Regions from separate parts of the Homo sapiens genome. Here regions 1 and 3 are each linked to region 2. Evidence: chromatin contacts called from ENCODE POLR2A ChIA-PET data. All regions are on one chromosome and are shown on one strand. Each heading gives the region's core, a stretch centred on a gene start or an enhancer-like site at or near the end of the contact. The rest is flanking DNA. Distances are from core to core; before and after follow the strand shown. Region 1 holds the start of PNRC1 (proline rich nuclear receptor coactivator 1). Region 2 holds the start of PAK1IP1 (PAK1 interacting protein 1). Region 3 holds the start of CMTR1 (cap methyltransferase 1).

Region 1 (3,260 bases), core at 174-2,673, about 78 Mb before region 2:
AAACTTACTCTGGACACACTAACACGAAGTACCACAGTGGCAAAAGTAATAAAATCAGTTTTGTGCGGCTCCTGCCAACTCTTAACTTGGAACCACTAAGTAGGTCAGGCCCGAGGCGGGCAGAGCCCCAACTGGACTGCGCGTCCCACACCGGGCACCTCACATTTTGGCACAACTCCAACCAAACGAAACCCAGCCGCTCGGAGCCCACTCCACCCCCTACGGCGGGACGTTAGAGGCCGTCTCCGCGTTTCACCGACTAGGACTGGGGCTCCCGATAGCCGGGAGGCCGAAAGCCGGGCCCAGTCCTTCCCCAGCTGCCCCCACCCGGCCTCGCCTCCTTCATGGGCGCCGGAGCGCCGGGCACGTAGCGCGCGCTGACGTCAGCCCTCCCGCGGGCCCTGTCCCTGCCCCCACCCCGCCGCGCGCCCGGAACGCCGAAACCCCCTGGAACGCCGCCAGCCTTCTAAATCGGGGCTGTTGCTGGGGCGCAGCGGCGCTTCTCATTGGCCGACTCCTGGGAGCCAATCAGAAGCGCCAGCGCATGCCTCCCCTTCCCCCTTCTTCCCCCAAAGCAAGAATGGAGCGGGCGTCACGGAAACTTCCCTCCCGAGTAAACAGCCGCCCCCCCCACCCCGCCCCCACCCGCCCGACCCCCCGGGTGCAGGGTCTGCAGCCCCAGAGCTCGGCCGCGACCGTCTAAGGGCCCGACTCCCCAACGGCCCCCTGGCGGCCTCACCTCTTTCCTGAGGGGGGTTTGGCCGGGAGCCGCGGGCCGCAGCGGGGCAAGGTCGGGGCTGGCTCCCTCCGTGCCGGCTGCGGCTGCAGGACTCGGGGCCAAGGCGGCGGCCGGGCCCGGGACCTCCTGCGCTCCGCTCGGGCCGGTCGCGGGGCTCCGGCCGCCCTCCAGACTCGGCCGGTGCTGCTGGTACTGGTGGAAGCGGCTGGGCAGCTGCCCTGCGGGGCTGGCCCGCACCTTCTTCTTTCGCCGCTTCTTCGGCGCTGCCCGAGGAGTGCCTCCCGCCACGGCGAGGCTGCGGTTGGGCAGAGCTGCTGGAGCGCGAGGCTGGGGGGTCAGACACGGGCCATCTCCCCCTAGGAAATGAGGGAGGAAGAGGGTCGGGGGCAGTGCCCGGGGGTCCGGGATCCGGGGTAAAGGAGGCGGAGCCGTGGTCACCATCGGGAGGGCCCCAAAGTAACCTCGGGAGGAAAAGCCAAGCGGCGCAAGGCGGCCACCCAGGACGAGCGGCTCCCGCTGCGGGACGGAGACGACAGTCATAGCGCTAGGAAGCTTGTCGCTCAGCAACGAAGAGAGAAGGAGAAGGTGAATGAAGCCAGTGAAGATAGGGTGGCGGCGATGGATGCTGCTAGGAGAGCCTGAGAAGATCGCGGAACATGACTCGGGCGGTGGCGGCGCAGCAACAAATAGCCACAGCCCCAGCTCCGAGTGTTGTTATCGGAAGCTCCGCCCCGCGCCCGCCCACTTTCCTGCGAAAGCCCAATTAGAGTGCGACAAGGCAGGCCACGCCCCCTCGCTCCGCCTCCGCAGCTTCGGGTAGACACACACAAACAACCAGCTTGCTGCAGCCTGGCACAAAGAGGGCGCACTGCGCAGGCGCTGCCAGCGAGCTCTTTTGGGAAGAATCGGTCCCGCGAACAATGAAATTGGGTTTCCGCCCCACCCTCTTTACTCCTCCCCAGCACGCCCCTGCGCTTCGCCGGGCTAGGGAGTGGTGGTACTGAAATGTCCCGGCGGAGTTTGTTGATGGGGGTGGGGAAGGGAGGGGGCAGGGGGAGGGCGGCAGGAAGAACGGGGGCTGGGAAGAGGGGATGACTTTGGCAAGGCCACGGTTGCCTCCTCCGCTGCTGACCTTGGGGAAGTATCCGTTTTATTTTCAGCCCAACATAACAGCGTTATCATTTTAAAACAAAGATTTCTAAGTACGCTGTAAGGATTTCTTCCCTAGCAATCGTGAAGAAAATCAGTCTACATTTAAATTTTATCTACTGAAGTATGGCTCACGATTCTTTCATTTACTTGGTTCGGCATCGCTGCTTATTAGTCTCGGTGATCAGAGTAAAAATCAAAGTGACTTACTGATTGAATTAGCCCCTCGATGTATAAAAAGTTCTCCGTAAATCCATAAATGGAAGTTGGAGTTTTTACTGATTTCATACTTGAAGGATTGTGAGACTTTGGGATCAGAACATTGTGCCTGGTTACTTGAGGAGGCGGCAAGCCGGCTTGCGTCTCAAAGGGAGAAAGTGAAACAGCTCTGCAACATAGAGTATTTTGTTAGCTGCGCGTAAATAGAAATTTTTCGCGATCTCCCCGCACTGCTCAACCACAAAAAAGAATTGTGGCCATAATTTATCAAGCATTTATGTTCCAGGAACTGTTCTTTACATAGATTGTCTCACTTTAACCTCACAACAACCCTTACGAATAGGTACTAAGAAAAATAGATCAGACCTCAGCTCTGCGAAGTAGGCAGGCTGTCATTCTCTTCCTTTCACTACTAATGCCTGGGGCAATTGTTTAAAGGCATTTTGTTCCTGATTAGCTGCCTACGCATTATCTTTAAGTTTCTGAAATTTAAGATACAAAGAACAATGTATAGCTAGTCAAGAGCCCACGATATTTTAATGTAAATTGGTAAACAATTTAGGAGCTGCCTCTTTTCCTTTAAAAACCTACTTGTAACTTGCTAATCCGAGTGTATATTCAGGGCAGCTTGAATCTATGGTCCTGGGTTGCAGTCCTCAAGCTTGGCCTGATTTTGCCTCAGCTTCTTTTTGGAGGGACAGTACTGTATTTTATTCCCATTTTACAGCTGGGGAAACAGGCTTAGAAAGGCTAAAGGACTTGTCAAAGATCAAACGGTAAGTTAACATCAGAATTTGATCTCCAGTCCAGGTACTGCAAGACAAAAGTTTTAATTTTTTTTTTTTTTTTTTTGAGACGGCGTGTCACTCTGTGGCCAGGCTGCAGTGCAGTGGCGCCATCTCGGCTTACTGCAACCTCCGTCTCCCTGGTTCAAGAGATTCTCCTGCCTCAGCCTCCCTAGTAGCTGGGATTACAGGCACCCGCCACGCCCAGCTAATTTCTGTATTTTTTAGTAGAGACGGGGTTTCACCTTGTTGGCCAGGATGGTCTTGATCTCCTGACCTCGTGATCCGCCTGCCTCGGCCTTCCAAAGTGCTGGGATTACAGGCGTGAGCCACCGCGTCCAGCCCTGCCACACTAGATTCTACATTAT
Region 2 (3,086 bases), core at 543-3,042:
ACCACATTGGCCAGGCTGGTCTTGAACCCCTGACCTCAGGTGATCCACCTGCCTCGCCCTCCCAAAGTGCTGGGATTGCAGGCATGAGCCACCGCGCCCAGTGGACAAGTCTTATAAAGAAAAACCAACAGAGTAAAGGTATGTTTCCATGAGTACCAACGTAAGCTCTAGAGAATCACCAATAACGAAATCTCAGGAACTCTGTGCTTATTGCCATGTGACAATAGCATTAGGAAGTCTGATTGGATGAGTGCGAAGCATGACAGCAAAATACACAGACACACACACACACTCACTCACTCCTTAAACTGAAGGAACTGCATCAAAAAGTATTTGCAAAACAAACCGAAAAAGAAAAAAACCCATCAAACTTCTTTGAACATGTGTTACTGCAAATCAGGTCCTTAGTTACAGAAGATACTCCTTCCATCATTTAAGACCAAGGGGGCCTCCTTTGAATCAAGCATTTTTGCGGGTCTGCTATGGCCTTAAATCAAATAATAACCTTTTAAAATTCACATAATGTAGGTTATCTAGGCTATTGCTTAGATTTAGTAGAAGTATAGGGTAATGGTTAAGAGTTTCAAATGTCAGAGACCCTCGGGGGCTCCTGACATTTTGGGGTCAGCTGTGTCAATTATTATCTGTGTGTCCTTCAGCAGTCACTTAACCTATCTAGGACCAACATTTTGGTACTTCATCTGCAAAACGAGAATAACTGCATCCTCCTCAGAGGGTTGCTGTGAGGACTACTGTGTGTCTGGAACACAGTTAAGTAATTTCACTACAAAAAAAAAAAATTAAATAGCATCATCTTTGACTATTCAAAACACATCACTTTTCAGCCAAAGACAAAGAGCAAATAACTGGAGTAGGAAACAAAATAAACGAAAGCAATAGGCCAAGTGATATACTTCCAAATTTTCTGGATAATTAAAGACCGACGCCTTGACTTCATAAAGAAGTACTGTACTCAATTTTCTAGAAAATGCTTAGAATTGCTTCAAGAATAAAAGTGAGCTAGATGTTAGGAGGTCGGATTCCTAGTCGTGAGTATAGTCCTATCTACCTATTTGACTACTGATAATTTATTTGACCTTTTTATCTATTCACACATCTAGTAATATCATATTCTGCTGTAATTTCTCTCCATCTATGCGTCTCCTCAGTCCTCCACCCCTTATGTAGGCAACGTCTCTAAGGCAAGATCCATACCTCCAGCATCTTTGCATCTCCACCGCCCAGCTCGCCATAAGTTCCCAACAAATAATGAATTGGTATCGCTTTACCTATAAGGGATTTATCCTAATCTAGTTCTAGTAATTTGTAAAATTCCAGGGCAGAAATTCAGCAAAAGAGCGAGATCTTCTTTCATTAAATTCTGAATACTGTCAACTTATGGGATCGATCCTTAAATCCACAATCTACGACTCATTTGTCCGTATGCAGAAATGCCGGTTTCCTTTGTGTCCCGTGGACCTTTTGTCTACTAGAAAAGGCAGATATTGCCTCATTTTGATAAAATGTCCATTCTACGGTTTAAAAGGTTAGCTTTTCTCTTAAGTCTCTTAGGTTTGATTCATCAAATCATCCAGTGAACAGCAGGCGCTCCAATGTTCACCTCTGCTGTGTAGGAACCAAACCCGACCTTCCCGGCCCCGCCTCCGACTGTCTCTAACTACGCGGTATCTCACCTCGTGGTCGCCGCAAGCCTCGGGCTCCGGGTGTACAGCGAACCCAAAGAGGACCTGCTCGTAGCAACCAGCGACCAGCTCCATTCAGCAGCGCACGTGCCTCTTCCGCCAGCCCGGCTCAGCCTGGAGGTGACAGAACCGGAAACCAAAAAAAAAAAAAAAAAAACACCTGACTCCTTTCTGCATCGGCGCTCGAATTATACGTCAGGCTCCAGGGCTGCCTTTAAGTCGCCTGTAACGTGGAAACACTTTAAGCGCGGGGAGGTCACATGGATTTTCCAAGAAGAGAATAAGTAAAGATGCCACATGAGGAGGTTCTCACTGCAAGGAGAAAAAAATCGGGGGCAAGCAGGCATATCTCAGGAAGGTGCCAGCTACGCCCGTCTGAAGGGAGCGGGCGGGACATCCTCTGCGAAGCCCTTCATTTCCGTGACATCAGGAGGAGGTGGGGCCGACTTCCGGCCGGTTGCTTAGGGGCTGTAGCGCCGGCAGCGTGCATTGTTGTGGGCTGTGTACTAGTAGGGTAGGAGTTTTTGTTCAGGGACCAGCGGAACGAGGCTTTCTGTCGTTAATAGGGTAAGGAGGGGTGGGATTAGGGTTCGCGGTGACTTGTTCCAGCGGCGCAGCGCTCGCGCTGCCTTGACGGACTCGGAGTGCTAGATGTGTCCGCGTTCCCGTCTGCCCGGGCCAGAACCCCAGCCCTGCACACTTTCTCTGTCTGCTTGTCTAACTCTGGGGCTGTATTGGCCAAGGTTGCGGCACCTCCTGGGGAGGGAGCAGTGAGCCTTCATTTTTTTTTTTTTTTTTTTGAGACGGAGTTTCGCTCTTTTTGCCCAGGCTGGAGTCCGGTGGCGCGATTTCGGCTCACCGCAACCTCTGCCTCCCGGGTTCAAGCAATTCTCCTGCCTCAGCCTCCCGAGTAGCTGGGATTACAGGCATACGCCACCACGCCTGGCTAATTTTGTATTTTTTAGTAGAGACAGGGTTTCTCCATGTTGGCTAGGCTGGTTTTGAACTCCCGACCGCAGGTGATCCGCTTGCCTCGACCTCCCAAAGTTGCTGGGATTGCAGGCGTGAGCCACAGCGCCCGGCCAGAGCCTTCATTTGAGAGTTGGGAAAACAAAGTGAGCCTGAGCAACATATTTTGATGCCGTCTCTACAAAAATGTTATAAATTAGCCCAGCATGGCGACGCCCGCCTGTGGCCTCAGCAACTCGGAAGGCTGAGGTGGGAGGATTGCTTGAGCCCAGGAGGTCGAGGCTGCAGTGAGCCGAGATCGCTCCACTGCATTCCAGTCTGGGGGACGAGCCAGGCCCCCTTTCAAAGAAAAAAAAAGTTTTATTTAATAAGGTTTAGAGATTCAGGTATGTCTTAGACATTACAGCTTTCCTA
Region 3 (3,394 bases), core at 121-2,620, about 27 Mb before region 2:
CCCCATGGTTAGGTACATGAGAGATAAGCACGAGAAAAAAATAAGATGGAATGAAGTGATTATGAAACCCTGAAATCTTAACGAATTATCAAGTTAAAGAGCAAGCAAGAGAAGTAGTGAATACAGTGTGGCTTACACACAACTGATTGGCTGTAGAGAACTCAGAAAAGAGGACTCAATACAGGGTGGGCGACAAGCTGGGAAACAATCCTTAGGGAAGGCGAGGTACAGCAAGAAAGTATTGAAACCCAAAAGTGTCACTGATGCTCCCAACCTCGTAAAACCCTGGATCACATGTTTCAGTTCTCTCCAACTCAAGGAAGAGCCAATCAACCCAATGCACAACCGCCACCTTCCTGAGAAAGCAGCCTCTTACTAGATACAGGCAGGGGCTGTCCCAGGGAAGAACCGGAGACACTGAGCAAACAGAAAGCAAGACCAAGCTAAGCCACATTTCACTTTAAGCCGTAGTCTTAAATACCCCCAAAAGGCCCCCAGGGTGAGATAAAGGAAGGCTCATCACAGAGCTTGCTTCTAGCCATTGCAAGCGCTAAAAGCTTTTAATTCTTAAGTGACTCGGGGGGAGACTGGAAGTACAGCAAACTCAAAGCGGACTGTTGAACAGCTGTGTGAAAGGCAGGAGAGGCGGATGCTCCTCCCCAAACCACATCACCTTAGATTTGGGCCTTCCAAATCATCTCATCCAACCCTATCATCTTCCACGGGAAAAGACTGCGGCCACAGAGGTGAAGGCCACACAGCTAACCAGTGCCCTGCTCAAGTGACCCACACATGCCAGCAGAATGCTCTGGCAGGGAACTTCTAAGCGGAAGGCAAGCGGCCTGGTTCTACCTGCTGCTTCCGCACAGAAGGGGTTCAAATCCCCTCTGCAGTCTTCTCTCCCTGGGCCTCGGTTTGGCACTGCCACCCCTAATCACAGAGAGAAGAGATAAGCTCCCATGTCTCCCGGCCAGTCCCTTCATTTGAAGATAACATGAGCGTGTGAATGTGTGCGCAGAGACGTGTGTCAGCGGCAGCTCGGGCTCCAGGGAGCCGGCGTTGGGGGTGGGAGGAGGAGGGAAGACATAAGGGGCCAGAAGGCGAGGAGACCCATAACCGCGGGCGGGGGGCCCAGGCGGCGGTGGAGGGGAGAAGGATGCTGAGCCCGCGCGCCCGCCCGCTTGCTCCCCCCGGGCCGCGCGTCGGCACTCACGCTGAGGGGAGAGAGCGAGCTGCCGGGGAGCGGAGGGGGGGTCAGGCCGACACTGTCGCCGCCGCTGCCAGAGCCGCCGCCTCCTCCCTCAGTTTCGTTTCCCCACAAGCCAGCCCGGGTCCGCCAGCCGCACCGTCGCGCTCGGGTCCAGTACTGCGGGCAGCGCAGCCTGATGACGTCACGGACAGCGCCGCGCCTCGGTCCTCCCCCGGCCGGGTCCCGGCCCCGGGAAAGGCAGCTGAGGTTTGGCCCGCTCCACCTCTCAACCTGGGAGGTCCAGGGGCGCCTGCGCGGAAAAGCCGCCCGGAAAAGGCTGCAAAAGCAAAAGTAACTATCTCCTCCTTTGGCTCTGAGGAAGAGAAACCAATACAAAAATTGTAAGTGCTAGGTGCCCTCACACGACCTCATCTTACTTAATCTTATCATTATCTTCATTTTACAGACTAAGAACAAGTTCAGAGAGGTAGATGGTAAACTGGTTGAGCGAACGCAGTGTTCTTGTTCCCTGCTGTATCCCCAACATCCAGCCTATGGGACATCTCAACAGATTTTGAACGAAGGACGGGAGGACAGAAGGAATGCCGCCTGTAGCATCTTACCATATGGGCACAGTTGGCTCTCCATCTCAAACCTCTCTTCTGATTTTCAGGCCAATATGGCCAAACGTCTGTTGGACATCCTCACTCAGTCACCTCAAACCCCATGAATTCAAATTTCACCTTATGTTCTTCCATCAGCTCACTTTTTTCCTGGTGAAGGGCGCTGCCATCCATCCTGTTGGTCCAGCTAGAAATCTGAGGAATCTCCCTCTTCTTCATACCCCAAAGTTTCTCATACACTTAATTGCGCTTACCTCCTAATTGTCTTTCAAATCCATCCATTCACCCCCATCCCCATTGCCACAATTCATGCACTTACCCCCTCTCGGCAGAATTTCTCCAGTAACTCCAAACTCCCGTGACTGTCTCCAGTTGTGATCCCTCTAATGCGTTCTTCACAAAACCAAAGTGATTTTTATAATTTTCAACACCTGTGAAAAGAAGGGAATTTAAAATTGATTAATTAAACCTGATCCTGTCACAACCCAACAATGATTAAAATCCATCAATGATGTCCCATTGCTCTTAGAATAAAGCTAATGTCCTTAAAATGGCCTCTGAGACCCTCCAGCATGACCCCTTCTTCAGGTATGCCTTGTACTGCTATCCCTTAGTTCTCCCCATGCTGACTCTTCTCAGTTTATCAAATATGCCGTGTCTCCGCCGGGCGCGGTGGCTCACACCTGTAATCCCAGCACGTGGGGAGGCTGAGGCGGATGGATCACCTGAGGTCAGGAGTTCGAGACCAGCCTGGCCAACATGGTGAAATCCCGTCTCTACTGAAGATACAAAAAAAGTAGCTGGGTGTGGTGGTGCGCACCTATAGTCCCAGCTACTCAGTAGGGTAAGTCAGGAAAATCGCTTGAACCTGGGAAGCAGAGGTTGCAGTGAGCAGAGATTGCACCACTGCACTCCAGCCTGGGCGACAGAGCCAGACTCCATCTCAAAAACAGAACACAACAAAACAAAACATGCCATGTCTCTTAAGAGTTCAGCCCCCTGCCTGGATCATGCTTCTCCTCTTTGCTGGGCTAATGTCCATTTATCCCTCAGGAGTCACTTTAGTGTCCCTATCTCGAAATATTTCCTGATGTCACAAATCTAGGTTGGGAGACCCACCTCTGAGCTCCTAAAGCACTCTGTCCTTCCACTATCAAAGCACTTACCACGGTGTTGTATAATGGCCTGTGGACTCATCTGCCTCCCCGACTCAGCTGTAAACTCTGTACAGGAAAGATTGTCTGTCTGTATTAAATTCACAAGATTTAACAGAGGCTGGTGGTCAGTGCTCAATAGATATTTACTGAATCTGTGGAAGTGTGGAATATGAATGAAGGTTGAGTGATATGTTCAAGATTACAGAGCTAGGAAGCAGCAAACAGGTATTTACCTAGTTCTCTATGTTCTAAAGTTTAGTGTCCTTCTTTCCACCTCACTGAGGCTTCTTAGCATGCATTATGACATGAACACTTTTGGTAATCTTGTAGAGCTTATGGACCCATTCTCAAAATAATAATTTGAAGGGTATAAAATAAGGTATAGGAAATGAGTTATATTGAAAAAGTTAACATATTTAGCAAAT

Evidence for each region. ChIA-PET counts read pairs that join two places held with the same protein, here RNA polymerase II (POLR2A).
Region 1: POLR2A ChIA-PET joins it to region 2 with 10 read pairs in T-cell. The contact joins the promoter of PNRC1 here to the promoter of PAK1IP1 in region 2. POLR2A ChIA-PET finds 5 or more read pairs at or near these places in 2 of 52 experiments (T-cell and activated CD8-positive, alpha-beta memory T cell).
Region 3: POLR2A ChIA-PET joins it to region 2 with 7 read pairs in B cell. The contact joins the promoter of CMTR1 here to the promoter of PAK1IP1 in region 2. POLR2A ChIA-PET finds 5 or more read pairs at or near these places in 3 of 52 experiments (B cell, CD4-positive, alpha-beta T cell and activated naive CD8-positive, alpha-beta T cell).

What each region holds. Positions count from the first base shown.
Region 1 is chr6:89,078,914-89,082,173 of GRCh38, reverse strand. PNRC1 (proline rich nuclear receptor coactivator 1) reads right to left here and starts at 1,423. Exons shown (of 2, transcript NM_006813.3): 1 at 740-1,423. The coding sequence starts at 1,279. PNRC1-DT (PNRC1 divergent transcript) reads left to right here and starts at 1,594. Exons shown (of 1, transcript NR_187250.1): 1 at 1,594-2,012. RefSeq lists enhancers at 1-710, 2,229-2,318 and silencers at 619-998, 1,389-1,538, 1,589-1,798.
Region 2 is chr6:10,693,678-10,696,763 of GRCh38, reverse strand. It overlaps PAK1IP1 (PAK1 interacting protein 1), which reads right to left and starts at 1,792. Exons shown (of 10, transcript NM_017906.3): 1 at 1,695-1,792. The coding sequence starts at 1,778. It overlaps C6orf52 (chromosome 6 open reading frame 52), which reads left to right and starts at 2,148. Exons shown (of 5, transcript NM_001145020.3): 1 at 2,148-2,270. RefSeq lists enhancers at 1,765-2,144, 1,574-2,176, 2,185-2,234.
Region 3 is chr6:37,431,197-37,434,590 of GRCh38, reverse strand. It overlaps CMTR1 (cap methyltransferase 1), which reads right to left and starts at 1,370. Exons shown (of 24, transcript NM_015050.3): 1 at 1,214-1,370. It overlaps LOC107986531 (a long non-coding RNA gene), which reads left to right and starts at 1,368. Exons shown (of 2, transcript NR_171666.1): 1 at 1,368-1,540; 2 at 1,656-2,363. RefSeq lists a silencer at 1,025-1,214 and enhancers at 1,215-1,494, 1,187-1,688.